Linked DNA regions of Homo sapiens: region 2 is linked to region 1. A link is an interaction called in ENCODE POLR2A ChIA-PET data of the cell type or tissue named here. Cell type or tissue: PC-3. All regions are shown on one strand.

What was found. Peaks named below come from ENCODE experiments on the same cell type or tissue, not always from the same donor. Only the 100,000 strongest peaks of a DNase experiment are listed, where the experiment ranks them.
Region 2: POLR2A ChIA-PET joins it to region 1 with 14 read pairs; 2 of 35 experiments call an interaction of 5 or more read pairs at or near these places.

Annotation. Positions count from the first base shown.
Region 1 is chr11:76,521,217-76,529,216 of GRCh38, reverse strand. It overlaps EMSY (EMSY transcriptional repressor, BRCA2 interacting), which reads right to left. Exons shown (of 22, transcript NM_001300942.2): 13 at 5,926-6,062; 14 at 2,582-2,755; 15 at 751-949. Among named protein-coding and RNA genes, the nearest start is that of EMSY, 80 kb to the right of the region's middle. In PC-3, no CTCF peak of the experiment used is centred here; DNase peaks (open chromatin) are centred at 4,076 and 4,566; H3K4me3 peaks cover 943 bases; H3K27ac peaks cover 2,976 bases.
Region 2 is chr11:76,341,704-76,349,703 of GRCh38, reverse strand. No RefSeq gene overlaps it. Among named protein-coding and RNA genes, the nearest start is that of THAP12, 35 kb to the left of the region's middle. In PC-3, no CTCF peak of the experiment used is centred here; no DNase peak of the experiment used is centred here.

The DNA.
Region 1 (8,000 bases):
ATAAATGTACCACCCAAGGATAAGGGCAGTTAAGATAACTGAGAGACATGAGTACTAGATTTGTAGAAGGTCTCAAAGTTTATGATCATGAGTTTATTTCAAGAGGTTTCGTAGAAGAGTAACATAATTCAAACAGCACCGAGGACAAAGAGTTTTCTGCTGTAGAATCTAGCTTCATCGTTCCTTCCATATAATTAGGACAACCATATGATTATCTGGGATACTTTTCAGAGTGAAAGGGAGTACTTTAATAATTGTGCCAGAACAACATAAACTAGGACTTGTCCCATGCAAATTGGAATGTATAGTCACCCTACTTACAGCCCACTTACAGTCTACCTCTGACCACCTTGATTCTTTCTCAGGGTATAGCAATAACCATTTCAAAATATATATTCACTTCTTTACATACGTTTTCTCCTACTTACCCAAACCAGAGAGGAAGAATATGAAAATTACCATCTGGGAATCATAACTCTATCCAGTTTAATATTACCTACCTGACAGATTCATCATCTAAAGTTAATTATTTGATGAACATATTCCATGCAGGAAAGAATGGTAACCTTTACCAAAAATAAAATTTCAGCTCACCGATTTAACATCAAACAATAAAAAAAAAAAAAAAAAAGGAAAAGAATTGATAGAGCATACAAATTTGTTGTGAAATGTGTAGAAGCAACCTCTATTTTAGAATTTGGGCACTATGTCAGTAGTACTTATATAAATCAGAAGTAAAATAGATCTTACCTTGGGAACTCTGGGAGGACTCTGTAGAAGAGGAACTACTATCTGTATAATTCTGTGGTTCTTCTTTTCCTTCCTGAATAGATGAATTACCAGCCTCTGCTACCCTGGATGCTTGCTGTAATGTTTCTGTTACTAGCTGTCTTGTTTGTTCACTAACAACTGTCGCTTGAAAAGTCACTGGTTTGGGTTTAATAAGAACCTAGGAGAAAAGCAGAAATATACTGAGATAAAATTTTAGAAAACGATTTAAAAATGCTAAACTTCTAGGTCATAAACTAATATTTTCCTGGTATGGAAACTATTCTGTACGTTATACTTTTTAGGCACAGCATTGCTCATCAAAGGGTAATTCAATCTACAGACAAATTACAGTGTAAGCCATATACAATGTTTTAAGTGGTACATGCCAGAGTGCAATAGCCATGATTCTGACAAGAACCTTTGTGCCTGTTTGCCTACAACTTCAGGAGTCATTTTATAATCTGTAGACTATATAGTAAAATGATATCCACAAGCTGAGGATGGCAGAACAAAAAGACACAAGGAGTCTAGATTCCCAGTGGAATTTTTGTGCTGCAGTATCAGTCCAGGACTTCCTCCCTCTGAACTTTTATTAATATAATAAAAATAAAACCCTAATCTGTTTGAGCGAGTGTTCTTCAAGTTTTTTTTCTTTTCTTTTTTTTTTTCATTAGAAACTAAATCAAATTCCTAATTGACACACCTGCAAAAAGTAAAACTTGCTTGGGCCCTATCTTTGAAGAAACCCCAGATGAATATTGATTTGACAACTATCAGAAGCAACATGGAACATGTGTTGGATCAGCTCCTGGCAAAAGTTAAAAACAAACAGTGAAACAAGTGAAATGGGAGAAAATTTTCAAACTGGGCCATTCTACTTCAAAATCTGAACTCTAGGAGTTAATTTCAATTGGGTCCATGGAATAAAAACTATTAACTCATAATTATTTTTGTTTCTACCACATATAAGATTCTAAAATTTCTCAGACTCTGTTAAGTTACCCATTTCCAAGAGTTAAGAAGGAAAACATACTTTAGATGAAGCAAATGAAATTATTACAATTAAACTCCATAGGCAATTTGGACTTGTCACAAAGCTTATTTTTTTTTTAGATACGTAAAGTATTTGGCTATAATTCTGAGAGAACAGATTCTAAAAGTAAATTAGTAGTTTATAGGTACATTAATACCTCTTACAAAAATTCTAGGATGGCATTTCTCAACCGAAACTAATAGTGCTTCCCTCGATATTCTCAGAAAAGCAAAATACCTACAAAATAAACAGTAGCCTAGCAACATATGATTAGATCCTGAGCCTCAAATTCCAAGGCAAATTTTCAGAAAAGTTCCCTTATCTTCTATTGGTTAAAAAATAAATACAACTCTAGCTTATCTATTGTTCAAGGGTTCAAGCAAAGCTAATTTTATAAGTAAATAAAATGCTTTTGAAGGCCATGGTAGCTTATAAAAAGTAAATATTTTTCTTTGAGTGATTCTGAATGACTATGATCCTCCCTCAACCACCCCCCTCAAATCACAAAATACACCTTCAGCAAATTGTATTCCTAGGTAATTATTTCCCCATAATCTTTGCTGATAGCACAACATACACATTTAGGTATCTTTAAGAAAGTACTGAAAAGATAAATGAAGTTTTGACAATACTTGAATAATTAACACATTCAAACATAACTTTTAACAATCTGATTTCTTAAAGATTGCTGATCTTTTCCTTCAAATTTCTACCCGGGAATTATAAGAATTGAAAATATTTAAGAGCCAAGAAAAATCATCATATCTTATAGCATACCTGCGTTTTCCCTTGCTGCCCATAAACAATTTTTGTTGGGATGATTTTAGCTGCTGGTTGAACTGTAGAACCTATTCCTTTTGGCTGCGTTACAATCATTTTGGTGATGGGTCTTGTAGCAGTAAGGATAGCTGGCTTTGCTCCTGTTGGCACTGTCTGAATAGTCTTTTCTCCCTAAATTGAAGTCAATGATTATATAAGAGATTTATATGCATATAAATGATAAAGTCCTCTCACTGAAAAATCAGTAAGGTTTTACCAGGATGATGAAAAAAGGGCTGTAGATTATGTAACAAAGTATAATGTTTCCAGGAAATCAAAAATCGTAGACTTGGTTGAAATGATATAGAAAGTCATCTGACCAACTTTCTACCCAAAGAAGGAATTAATTATTCTCTGATGAGCGAATTTTAAAAAATTACCACATGCAAAAATACTTATTACACTATCCCATTAATGGAATACATATATTATAATAGTCAGAAAATTCTGGAAGAAGGTATAGTACACTGCTAATGCTTGTCTCTAAGAATTGGGATTATAAGTCTTAACCCCCACATACATATTTATTTTCTAATTTATCTGAAATAAGTATTTGTGTAATTAGAAAATTACTGTGCAATATACCAGTAGCTAAATGCACACACATAAAATACATCCCCTAAGTTCTACATATATGAAATTATAAGGATATATAGTAGAATGTCTACATGAAAAAGTATGGGCAAGCAAAATCAGCAGAGGTATTAACATTCTTTCTAAGGTTATATATAGGAAAAATTTGATGAACATATGCCATGAGGAAAGAATGTTATATATTGTTAATAATATATAAGGTTACATATAGAAAAAAAGGAAGGGAAAACTCAGAGTGCTTCCTATGTTTTACTATTCATATATTACTAATATCCTTTTAGTCTATTAACTAGATAGCTTATATCCATTAACTTTTCATCATTTTCTATACTTTCATCTACTTTATTCTTAAGTACCATTTTCTGGTCACTCATGAAATCAACATCTTTTTACATGAACTTAACTAAATTAAGTTCAAATACAGTGACTTTACTAAATTATTAAAATTTTTAAAATTAAAATCCATAAACTTAAGATGGAAATGAAAAGATTTGAGAATTTTCACCTCATCAGTTTTTCTTAATTTTTAGCCAGCATCATCTAAACGTGTGCCTATCTAAACTTAGCAGCCAGTAAAAACAAAGCACCCACGTGAGCTGGCTAAAAAGCAATCATTGTGAATTCAGAGCTAAATATAATTACAAAAATCACAATTTTAACTATCTGCTGTAATTACTTAAGGGAAACATGAAGCATCTGCCAATGGTGTTATTACTTATTTCAACACATGCATACTCTTCCCAGCACCATCTCTGGAAAGAGCTCTAGTTCATTTGCCAAGAGCCACTAGTTTGCAAGTGACCACACCTATCTATTAAATAGCTCAATGGACCCTGGCCAAGTATGACCCATTCAAGCCAAACAAAACCAACTAGCAGCCTGTTTTTCAAAAAAGCTCTTCTGATGTGTGTTGTGGGCATGCATAGGTGAGCAAGTGGTGAGTAGAGGTGATTGTGCCTATGTGGTCTTTGGCGGGGGTGGCAGTGGCAGAGTCTTGCTCTGTCACCCAGGCTGGAGTACAGTGGCAAGATCTCAGCTCACTGCAACCTCTGCCTCCCAGGCTCAAGTGATCCTCCACCTCAGCCTCCCAAGTAGCTGGGACTATAGGTGCACACCTTCACGCTAATTTTTGTAATTTTGTAGATACGGAGTTTCACCATGTTGCTCAGGCTGGTCTCAAACTCTTGGGCTCAAGTGATCCACCTGCCTTGCCTTCCCAAATTGCTGGGATTACAGGCATAAGCCTCCACACCCAGCCCAGAAAACGGTCTTATACGTTGATTTGCTTGTTTTACTAGAGCTGCCTGTGTCAAACGGTTGTTATCAGAGATATCTAACAGCTATGAATCATACATGACTCTTGGATCTTTGTGACCACAGGGCCTAGAATACAAAGCATCCCCTCTTACATATCAAGTTCTTTGAAATTGCAAACCATATTACAAAGGGTTCTGAAAATCTGAATTCTAATCCTGGCTTTACTTTTGGCTTACTATGTAAATTCAGGCTAGGAGCAATCTGTTTTCCCACACATTGAAAAAATCTAATGCTGGACCCCTACCAATGAAGCTTTTATGAGATCTATTTAAGTGAAGTATAGCAATCCATGTTCTAGTGAAGTTAGGCAAGGTAGGGACACTAACAAGCCTAAACAGGTAAGTACCAAGAATAACAAGAAGAAAATCAATGATTGAGGACTTCTTATGGGCCAGGCACTATTCTAAGCACTTTCACAATAGCTACCAGTTACTAAACAACCTCACTGGTAAAGATCATCAATCCCAATGTACACATGAGGAAATTAAGAATGAGAGAGGTTGAGTATGTCACCCAAGGTCAAACAACTACAATATGGAGAAACAAAGCCCTGTTTTGTCTAACTCCAACCCTCCTACCAACTGCCTTCAGAACTATAAATGAATCTGTTATTTATTTATTTATTTTTTGTTTGAGGCAAGGTCTCACTCTGTTGCCCAGTCTGGAGTGCAGTGGCATGATCATGGCTCATAGCAGCCTCAAACTCCCGGGCTCATGTGATCCTCCCACCTTAGCCTCCCAAGTAACTGGGACTACAGGTGCATGCTACTACATCTGGTTAAGTTTTAAAATAAATTTTGGTAGAGGTGGGGGTCTTGCTTTGTTGCCAAGGCTGGTCTTGAACTCCTGGGCTAAAGCGATTCTCCCACCTCAGCCTCCCAACCAGCTGGGATTACAGACATGTGCCACCACACCCAGTCTGATTTTATTTTTTAACAGCTCAAAGAGGTAAAAATGAAAAAAAAAAAAAAAAAAAAAGAAAGTAACAAATCCCCATCAATTAATTTAGTCTTAATCCCACATATTTCTCTTTGCCCACCCTAAGCCAAATACTAAGTCAGTATCTATTGACCATAAGCAGGAATAAAACAGTGCTCCAACTGAAGTCCCCCTACAGTTAAGCCAATGGAATTCTCTATCTGGACAAAGCTAAGCATCTAAATCATGGTCACAAGCAACCTAGCTATGAGCAAGTATGAGCAACATGCTTTAGAAATTACTGTGAAAAATGGCATCAGTTGGTGGTGCTTTAACAGTTGTTATATCCCAGCAGTGGTAAACCAAGCCATTCTGGCTATTGTGGGCTTCTCAAGTCCTTGTGCAAATATTTATATAGCTGGTCTTTAAATCCTCTGTGAATTGCTAAGTCTGCAGTTGAAGCTCTCACTTACTCCAGCATTTAGCAACGTTGTGACAACATTTTTGCCCGGGAGGCCTTGAATGGTCGTTCCTTTTCCTGTAGTCTTTTGTACAACAATCACGTTGGGCTTGGAAGTCATTGGGATTGTAGTGATTTTGGTAGTCGTTCCTTAGAAAAGGGGGAAGAAAAGGAGGCCTGAGTTAAGGACTAGAGATACTTGGTTATTTTTGTTTATATTATACACAATTAGTACATATAGTAAATGTCATTCCTAGATGACATGAAAGCTGTCAAGATGATGAAAATGAAGGCTTGGAATAGTAAGTTATAAGTCATACCAGAATGAGAGAATATTAAGAATTCACAGTTAAAGCAGTCATCTTTTTAGAATCTGAGAACCTATACACAAAACTCAGAATCTAAGAACAACAGTTTTACCATCAATATTCTTTGTCTGACTAGTTAAAAGAAACAAATCACAATCTCTATTCCATGACATGTATTTCCCCCAAACCCAGTATTATATGTGACTGAAGTGATGGGAAAATCCTTCAAAAAAGAACATGAAGTAAATGCTTAAATTTACATAACACTAGGCTCTAGAAAAAATTTATGAAAAGAAATAAGCCATGTATTTTTCTGTGATTAAAAAAGACAAAGTAGGCCAGGCGTGGTGGCTCACGCTCATAATCCCAGTATTTTGAGAGGCTGACGCAGGCAGATCACCAGAGGTCAGGAGTTCAAGATCAGCCTGGTGAAAGTCTATCTCTACTAAAAATACAAAAAAATTAGCTGGGGGTGGCGGCGGGCGCCTGTAATCCCAGCTACTTGGGAGGCTGAGGCAAAAGAATTGCTTGAACCCGGGAGGTGGAGGTTGCAGTGAGCTGAGATTGCGCCACTGCACTCCATCCTGGGCTACAGAGCAAGACTCGATCTCAAGAAAAAAAAAAAAAAAAAAAAAAAAAAAAAAGCAAAGTAAACGATATACAAAACAAGTCACAGATTCAATGTATGCTTTTGTAATCTGTAGCACTCTGGAGAATGTGAGGATAAAACTCTAATTTGCATATATAAACTTATATTGTCAATTATTAAGATCTATCTAATAGGTCTATACCTACTGATCCAAACACAGTATTACTTTGCCCTCTCCCACACATCCTTCCATAATTGGCTTCTCTTCTACCTATCAAATCTACCTTCCAACCTTCAGTTGTAAATTCTGGCGCAAATCTTTGATTTGTTCCTTGTCTTCTTCTCTTTTTCAAAAAATTTTATTTTTATTTATTTATTTTTTTTAAGGCAAGGTCTTGCTGTGTCACCCAGACGGGAGTGGAGTGGAGCAACCACAGCTCATTGCAGCCTTGACCTTCTGAGCTCAAGTGGTCCTCCCACCTTACTTTTTGATTTTTTATAGAGATAAGGTCTCACTATGTTGCCCTGGCTGCTGGCTGGTCTCAAACTCCTAGGTTCAAGTGATCCTCCTGCCTCAGCTTCACGAAGTGTTGGGACTACAGGTGTAAGCCACTGTGCCTGGACTTTTTTTTTTTTTTTTTTAAGAGAAACAGGGTCTCACTCTGTTACCAGGCTGGAGTGCAGAGGCATGATCATATCTACTGCAGGCTTCAACTCCTGGGCTCACACAATCCTCCCATCTCAGCCTCTTAGGTACCTAGGACTACAGGTATGTGCCACCATGCCTGGCTAATTTCTGTATTTTTTGGTAGAGATGGGGTCTTACTACATTACCCAGGTTGGTCTTGAACTCCTGGCCTCAAGGGATCCTCCTGCTTCAGCCTCCCAAATTGTTGGAATTACAGGCATGAGCCACCAGGCTTGGCCTGTTTCCTCGTCTTAACTCCCTATACCTCTCAACAAGATGAAAGCCCCTTAATCTCCACACTGTACCTTTTTATGATTCCTCAGTGCTTAGCACAGTGGATGACAATTACATCCTTAAAAAACTAAACTTATCATGCCAAGAACCTGAAACATGTCAACTGGTTAAATTCCCTAATTTCCCATTTCATTCCCAGTTCTAACTTTCCCTCATGTTTCAAAATCCTATTAATATATAATCTGTCCCTTAATCTACCATTTTGATCT
Region 2 (8,000 bases), 180 kb after region 1:
GCAGAGGTGTTAATGAATTATTTTATGTTGGGAGTAAGTGTTACTTGAGCTTCAGAAACCAGAGTGGTGTGTATTTGCTGAACTGCTGAGAATGATAGCCCACAGTCCATTTCTCTGTCCTAGGAAAGCCCACAGATGTGTCAAATCAGGACACATTATGCATGCGGCTTATCAAAAAGATAACAAGAGTTTATCTTATAGCCAGGGCTCTAAGAGATGTCTCTGTCCTTGGCAGAAAGAACTGATCAAGTTCATGATGGCAGGATGACAATGAAGGAAACACAAAGCTGGTGTTTCAATACATTCATCCTGTTCTTAGGGAGCTTAAGAGTGGTGTGGGGCGGAAAAAAAGAGTGGTGTGACCTTGACAGATTACTTAACCTGGGTCAGTTTCCTCAGCTGTACAACCTACCTTAAGGTTGTGCTATGAGGGTTAATTAATTTATCATCGGTGACCTATTGCTGCTTAACATTCCCCCCAAATTTAATGGTTTAAAGAAATACTTTACCATTTCTCACAGTTCTGTGGGTTGGTTGAGTGGTTCTTCTCCTAGTCTCATCTGGGCTGTCTGCATTCAGCTGGGAGGGTGACTGGGGACTGAATATGATGACTGGGCCTCTCCATGTGGTCTTTTATCTTGCGCTATGTAATGGTGGTCTCAAGAGTACCAGGAAAGCAAAGGCAGTGGCTTCAAAGCCTGGACTCAGTAATTCAGAGCATCACTTTCACCACATTCTTTTAGTCAAAGCAAGTCACTTGGCCAGTCTAGATTCGAAGGAGGAGGAAATAGACTCCTTTTGTTGGGAGGAGCTACAAAATAATGGCCCCCTTTTCAGTCTGCCACAATAATGTATCCAAAAACATTCATGCAACAAGCATTAGTTAAAGATGCCCATCATTTGTTTTTATAATGTATGTATATTCTCTAATTTGGGAGTCTACTGAAAGCTTAAAAACCTAATTTATTAAAAGATGTTTTCAACAAACTGATCTTTGATGGTAGGTTGAATCAGTGCACTGATGAAACAGGTTGTCTTTTGCAAGATGAGATAATTTAGAAAGTGGTAGGTGTCATGACCATTCCACAAATATAAGTTGAATGCTTACTGTGTGCCAGGCTCCTTGGCTAAGTGCTGGCAATACCCAGTGCATTTTCTGACTCACCAAGCTTACAGACTAGAGTTGGCCCACAGTTGGCCCATAAGTACATGCAATTGTACGTACTTATAACTACACACACACAAACTTCATAGACTTCAGTAAATCCGATTTATTGAAATTAAAGGAAAGGAAAATAACATACAGAGTATCCACAAAAGCCTCGTACAGTTTTTTAAAAATAAGATCTGTATCATATCTAAATAGTTTGCAAATGTACTAGGAAAGACATTCAAGATTTAGCATATCTAATCAGAGGAATTTTTGCTTTTGACATATCTCTTTTTTTTGGAAAAAAAAAGTTACACAGTTGAAGCCTGATGTAGGATGTGTGACCTGTGAGGTAAGTGGGAACAAACACTTTATTAATAATTCTATGTAATTTTCAGTTAATTCTTAGAATAATTCCTGCGAAGTAAGTAGTAGTTGGTTGGGTTGAAAGAGCCTTCCTTCTGAGACCAGTTCCTCTGCAGTAACTTAGTTGGATCAGGTTTATTTCTGTTTGATAGGGGCAGCCACTTTTAAGTGCTATTTTAAGTAAGTCATAAAACAGGAAAATTGTACTTGCAGTGTTACTTTAGAGCTTACAAAGCACTTTGATCTCATTCAAGTTCTCAGAAAAATTCAGACAGGTATTAACCCCCTTTTATCAGTTGAGAAATCATGTTCACAGAGATGAATTAATTGCCTCAAATTAAATGGCAAGTAAGTGCCAGAGGCAGGTACTTCAGTCCAGTGCTTCGATATTAAAATTGATTGTGAAAGCCACTTCATTCTTAAGGTTTGTAAAAGGAATATTTGCTTTAGGAATAGGTTCCTTTTATGTTCTTGCTTTATCCATTGCCAGCTTTCAGCACAGCATCTCTAAAATGCACTCATTATAGTCGACATGGGTTTCTTGCAAAGAAAAAAAAAATGGAGCCTGAAACTTCTGAGACTTTACAAACTGGGTGTAGAAATGCTGCCACCTTTGTTTGGCTGCCAAGACATTACCACAGAGGACTAGATCCAGGTCCATTTATTTCATGAGAGTGGATGCAGCTGTCTTGCCATAATCAAATGCTTCTCTGTAGCCAGCTTTTTGTGGCCAGAAAAAGTAAAGTAATTTTTAGTACAGATTAGCATAAAAATATCCACAAGATCAGTTTCAGGAAACAATTCCTAGCTTAGAAGTAACAATAAGTGTGATCTATAGGTTGGCCAAATGGCAGTTAATTTCCAGACCTTTTTAAAATGCCCCTTATTTCTCACCATGAATACTATGTAAATAGAATACACTACCTGCCACTGTATTTAGTTTCATAAATTATTTGGACAGGGTGAACAACAGACTTCAAAACTATGTAGAGGTAGTAAATCTGCTCCTTTTTAATGAGTTTGAATTTACAGTAGTAGTTTAAACATCTGGAAGTTTAAAGTCTTAATTCATTCCAAATGTTCAACAAGGATATACTTTAAAGAGGATATTGTAATTGAGGGATCAAGAAAACTGTTGACTCAATCTGAGGCCTTTCTACTTTTCTCTATATACATTAATCACATACAACTTGAGAGGTTGACAGTTCAAAAAGAGAAGAGATGGACCCAAATATCCAAGTTGGCATTCTTATATGAGTAAGAGTATAGTTATAACAAAGGTGAAGTTTAAATGTTGGTACACATCTAAGGATGCAGCCAGATAGTGCTGCTGTGTTCTATGCTTCTTATGGATATGAGGAGGTTTTTTTGAATTGTTATGAAAGCTGGACTTAGAGGAGTCAAAACTTTTGACTTCTAAATTGTAATTTTGATTAATGCATCTCGTAACCCAAGATTCTGATGTGAAGCCAGCACCTAGCATGAGACCAAGCATTCCTTTAGTGCACACTTACTGAGTTTCTACTGGATGCTTGTTAGGTGTCAGTTTTCTCACACCAAAACAGGGTTGTGGCAGCAGCAGTCATCATTGTCCACAGCGGCAGCTGCTGTTAACGGTGCTCAATATATGCCAGCTATGTGCAAAACACTTTACCTATAGTGTCTCATTTAAACTTCTCTACTTTATGAAGAAGGTACTATTATCCCCATTTTACAGGTGAAAACCTAAGAATCAGAAGGTCGCACAGCTAGTGAAAGGTAAATCCAGAATCCCAACATGATATAATGATTTGCAGATCTAATTTGTTGTTAATTGTATTTGCTTCTCATTCTAATTTTGAATATCATATTGAAAACCTATGTTGCTCAGTCTGTTTGGCATCAGGCACAAGGCTGTCATGGATACAAATGTGAATGACATACAGCCCATGCCATGGATACACAGGAGAATAAGATTGACCCCCGGCCCCCAGTAAGCTGAGTCACATGGGAGAGCCAAACAAGCAAGCTGGAGTCTGCCAGGATCAGGTCTAAAGGTAGGGTAACCCTATAATTGATGGTCTTAACCAAAGCACTTTCGAGCATGTAAGGGGGCACTATTAATAGTTATGCCAGACAACAGATAAAACAGACTGTCTACAGCGCGCCACAACTTTTGTTCACCATAGTTAGAGGTAAACTCGGTGTGAGGGGAGTACAGTGGAGAGTACCCTGACTGACCAGAGACAATGCCCTGGATCAACAGAGTGCAGCATGTGTAGTGTGTTGTCACCGTTACAGGCCTTAGTCTAGATGCCAGTTCCCCTAGGGGCTTCCTCAGCCCTGAAATCTGGGTTGGGGGGTCCTTACATGTGCTTCCAGGTTTGCCCGGCTCTGCCACTGGATGAAAGCTGTGTGAGAACCTGTGTGGCTGTGAGGTGTCTCTCAGTTTGCAGCTCAGAGTAGTAGACAGCATTGAATATAGGAGGTCAAAGAGGTAGGCAACAGCCTTTGCAGAAAGACAGCATTGAATATAGGAGGTCAAAGAGGTAGGTAACAGCCTTTGCAGAAACCTATAAAAACAGCAATATTTGTTTCTCCACATATTACCTCATTAAGTTAATGAGTGATGATGGTATATAAAACTAAGCCAAATTCACCACCATCATTGCCAATATAGGTCCAGTTGAAACATGTTTGAAGCCACTGAGAAACTGGCATTTGCTAACAGTAGTTGGACCTTTGAAAATGGTGTGTACTGTGCAACTTTATGACCCCAAGTATTAGGTTAGTCTCACACTTCCTTCTCAGTGAAAATGTAGCTTTTATCTTAGTATTACAAGTATACCCATATAATGTATGATTCATCCTCCGTCCCCCCCACCACACACAAAAAAAAACAACTGTGATATTCAGCATGCTATTTCAGGTTGTTAAGGTACCTGATATGTAAGTAATACATCTTCCTCACACCAGTATTACACACATTGAACTGTAAATTCTTCATAGTGGTAGAGTTTTAGAGCTGGAAGGAGTTGTGGAAACTGTAGACAACTCATTTGACAGAGTACCGGAGAGGACGGCTTGCTCAGAATCGCACTGCTTGGTGATGGCAGAGGCTGGGGGTGAGCAGAAGTGTCCTCCCTCACTCAGTGCTGTGCTCTGTCACACCACACAGACGCAACTCAAGATGGAAAACCTGAAAGAATCATTTCTTGGCAGGTGAGCAGTGTCTGCCCTTTAAATTGTTATTAGTGTAAATGGTAATCCCATAAGTATGTCATCTTTATAGGAGAGAGATTTATTAAACAGGCCAGGGTCTGGGGTTTTTGGCACCATTTCTGTTTTGTGTTACCGTAAAATTTGGTTTTAAAAATATTTGGTATTGCTTACATCTTTTTTGGCAAATTCCTATTCTTGGTATGATTGTTTTTCTTTAGAAGAGTACATGTGATTAGATTGTAGATTTGCAAAGCCTTTATTTCCTAAAAGAGATGTTGAAAGCTTTCTTTATAATTGGATTTGTGGAATTTGGACTTCCTTTTATTAATAGCAGCTGCTGTATATTGAGCACTTACTATGTACCAAGCATCGTTTTAGGTACTTTGTATCAGTCATTTAGGTCACAATAATCAGATGTTACTATCGCCATTTTGGGGATAGACAAGAGAGCAAATGGCTTGTCCAAAACCACTCAGTGGTAGAGTGGGATTCAGACCCTAACCAACTTGATTCTGGTAGACTAGGCTGCTCCTCAAAGAGGAAATACCCACCTTTTTACAAATGAGTATGGAAAGACTAGGGGGAAAGTACACCAAAATACCAGTTTGTCTCCAGGCGGTGGGACTATGAGGAATTATAACTTCCCGTCTTTGACATTACAATTTTTCAAATTTTCTATTATATATATAGCCATCTTGAAAAAGATTAAATAGCATTCTGAAATAGAAAATTCAAGATTACTTCATGAAAACATTTTTCTTCCAGAATATTTGTTACTACTTTTCCAGTTCCATTTAACACACGTCATGCCAGGTATTATGCTAGGTGTTTTGGCTGCAAAGATGAGACGTTGACCCTGTTGGCAAACTTAGACTGCTAATTCTTCAGGGCCCAGCTCAAGTGTCCTATAACCAGTGTACCCTTATGTCTGGCCCTCAGTTCTCACCCCCTCTCCTGTTACCTGCCTAGTCCAAACCATCATCATCTCTCACTTTATCGTTCCCTACAAGGTTATTTTCCACCCAACAGGCAGAGTGATCGCGTGGACCTCCTTTTCTCAGACCCCCACACTTAGACCAGAATCCAAGCTCCTGACCATGACTCTTAAGGCTCTATGTGAGCTGGTCTATGCCAACTTCTGGACCTCCTTCATTCTGCCCAGCTATTAATGGTGGTCTTTTGGTTTCATCTACTCGCCAAGCTCATTGAGAGAAGCTTGTTCAAGGCCTTTACACTTGATGTGCCTTGAAAGCTGTTGACCCAGTTAGCTTCTAGCTCATTTTTTATACCATTCAGGTCTTTGCTGAAATATTCTCCACGGAGAAGTTTTCTCAGACTACCCTTTCAAAACTAGCCTACCTTTCCTGGAAATAATGGGTCTTCCCACACTAGTATATAAGTTCTACAAAGGCTGGGACTTTGTCCTATTTACTGGTTGTATTCCAAATGTGTAAAACAGGACCTGGCATGTAATAGTTGCTCCATACTTGTTGAACAAATGGTGGGTTCTAGGGCCAATGGGAAATTCAGAGTGGCTAGAGGATTGGAGGGGAGGAAAGCAACCAAAGTGAGGATAGAAAGGGATTTAGGGGCCAATCCATGAAAACCTAGGAAGCCCTGCTTAGGAGTTGGCCCTACTCATGTGACCTGGTCATAGAAACAGTGCCCTTCGCAGGTGAGATGCATATGGCAGAGTACAGCCTGTAGTTTCTGGGCGTGTTTAGAAAGTGAGAGAAGAGACCAGGTGCAGTGGCTCACGCCTGTGATCCCAGCACTTTGGGAGGCTGAGGCAGGCAGATCACCTGAGGTCAGGAGTTTGAGACCAACCTGGCCAACATGGTAAAACCTCGTCTCTACTAGAAATACAAAAATTAGCCGGGCATGGTAGGTAGGCACCTGTAATCCCAGCTACTCAGGAGGCTGAGGCAGGAGAATCGCTTGAATCCGGGAGGCAATGGTTGGAGTGAGCCGAGATCATGCCACTGCATTCCAGCCTGGGCAACAAGAGCGAAACTGTCAAAAAAAAAAAAAAAGACAATCAAAAAGCAAACCTCACATTGGCCACTGTTAATCATAATTAATAACGTCTGTGATATGTATAGTCTTTCTTCCAATGTGTTCCAAGTCTCGAGACGTGATCCCTTTGGCCCCCAGGCCCCTGCCACAATAACAACCTTGGCATGCGACTCACCACCCTCTGCTGCCATATAATACCCTCCTATTTATCACCCGTCTTACCCCTTCCTTTCCAAGTGAAATAATTTATGCCTTATTTTTTCTTCTCTTCCTTCCCTGCTCAAACCACAACCCATGTAATTTTCATTGCCCTCTTTAGAACCTGCTTGTGTCTCAGCTCCTGCCTTTTTATACAGAAGGGGAGCCAACCTGAAACAGTATGGATGAAGAGATGCGCATTTTTAAATCACCCTCCATACATAGTGGCATCTTCTTCTGGACTGCATTCTTTTCCAGCGTACAGTCTCCTTGAAAGACAGATGACTAAATCCTTGTGCCTTAAAATTATTAGCAGTCTTAGTGCTCATTTGAGGTTAAATTCCCTACCCATAGCATGAGATTTATCCATGTGCTTAAATAATAGAATTAAAGGATTGATTCTGCTGTGCTTCATATAATGACGCTTACACTTAGGAAGGAATATAATATTTATTGTGTGCCTCCTGTATGCCAGGCACTGTGGACCCACAATTTGATGAGGCTGATATATTATTCCCATGGGAGAACTGAATTTCAGGATCATTTGCCTGAGGTCCGTGTCTGCCCAAAGCCAGAGGCAGTGCTCTTCGCACTGCACCACACAGCCAGCCTCAATCCCACAGCACTCGAAGGTGCACCAAGAGTTTGTACAGATGTCTTGTCATTTCAGTCCTCGTAACAGCCTATAAGATGGCAGTGTCATCCCCAGGTGGCTTGCCAAAATGCAGCACTGCTGGGATGGACTTTATGTCTCTTTTCCTCCAGCTCTTTCTTCCTTGTTTGTTTTTTGTTTTTGAGACAGAGTCTCACTCTGTCACCCAGACTGGAGTGCAGTGATGTGATCACGGCTCACTGCAGCTTCTGCCTTCTGGGCTCAAACGATCCTCTCACCCAGCCTCTCTAGTTGCTGGGACAAAAGATGTAAACCATCACTCCCTGCTAATTTTTGTATTTTTTGTAGAGAGAAGGTTTTGCCATGTTGCCCAGGCTGGTCTTGAACTCCTGAACTCAAAGGATCCACCTGCCTCAGCCTCCTTAAGTGCTGGGATTACAGGCATGAGACACTGCG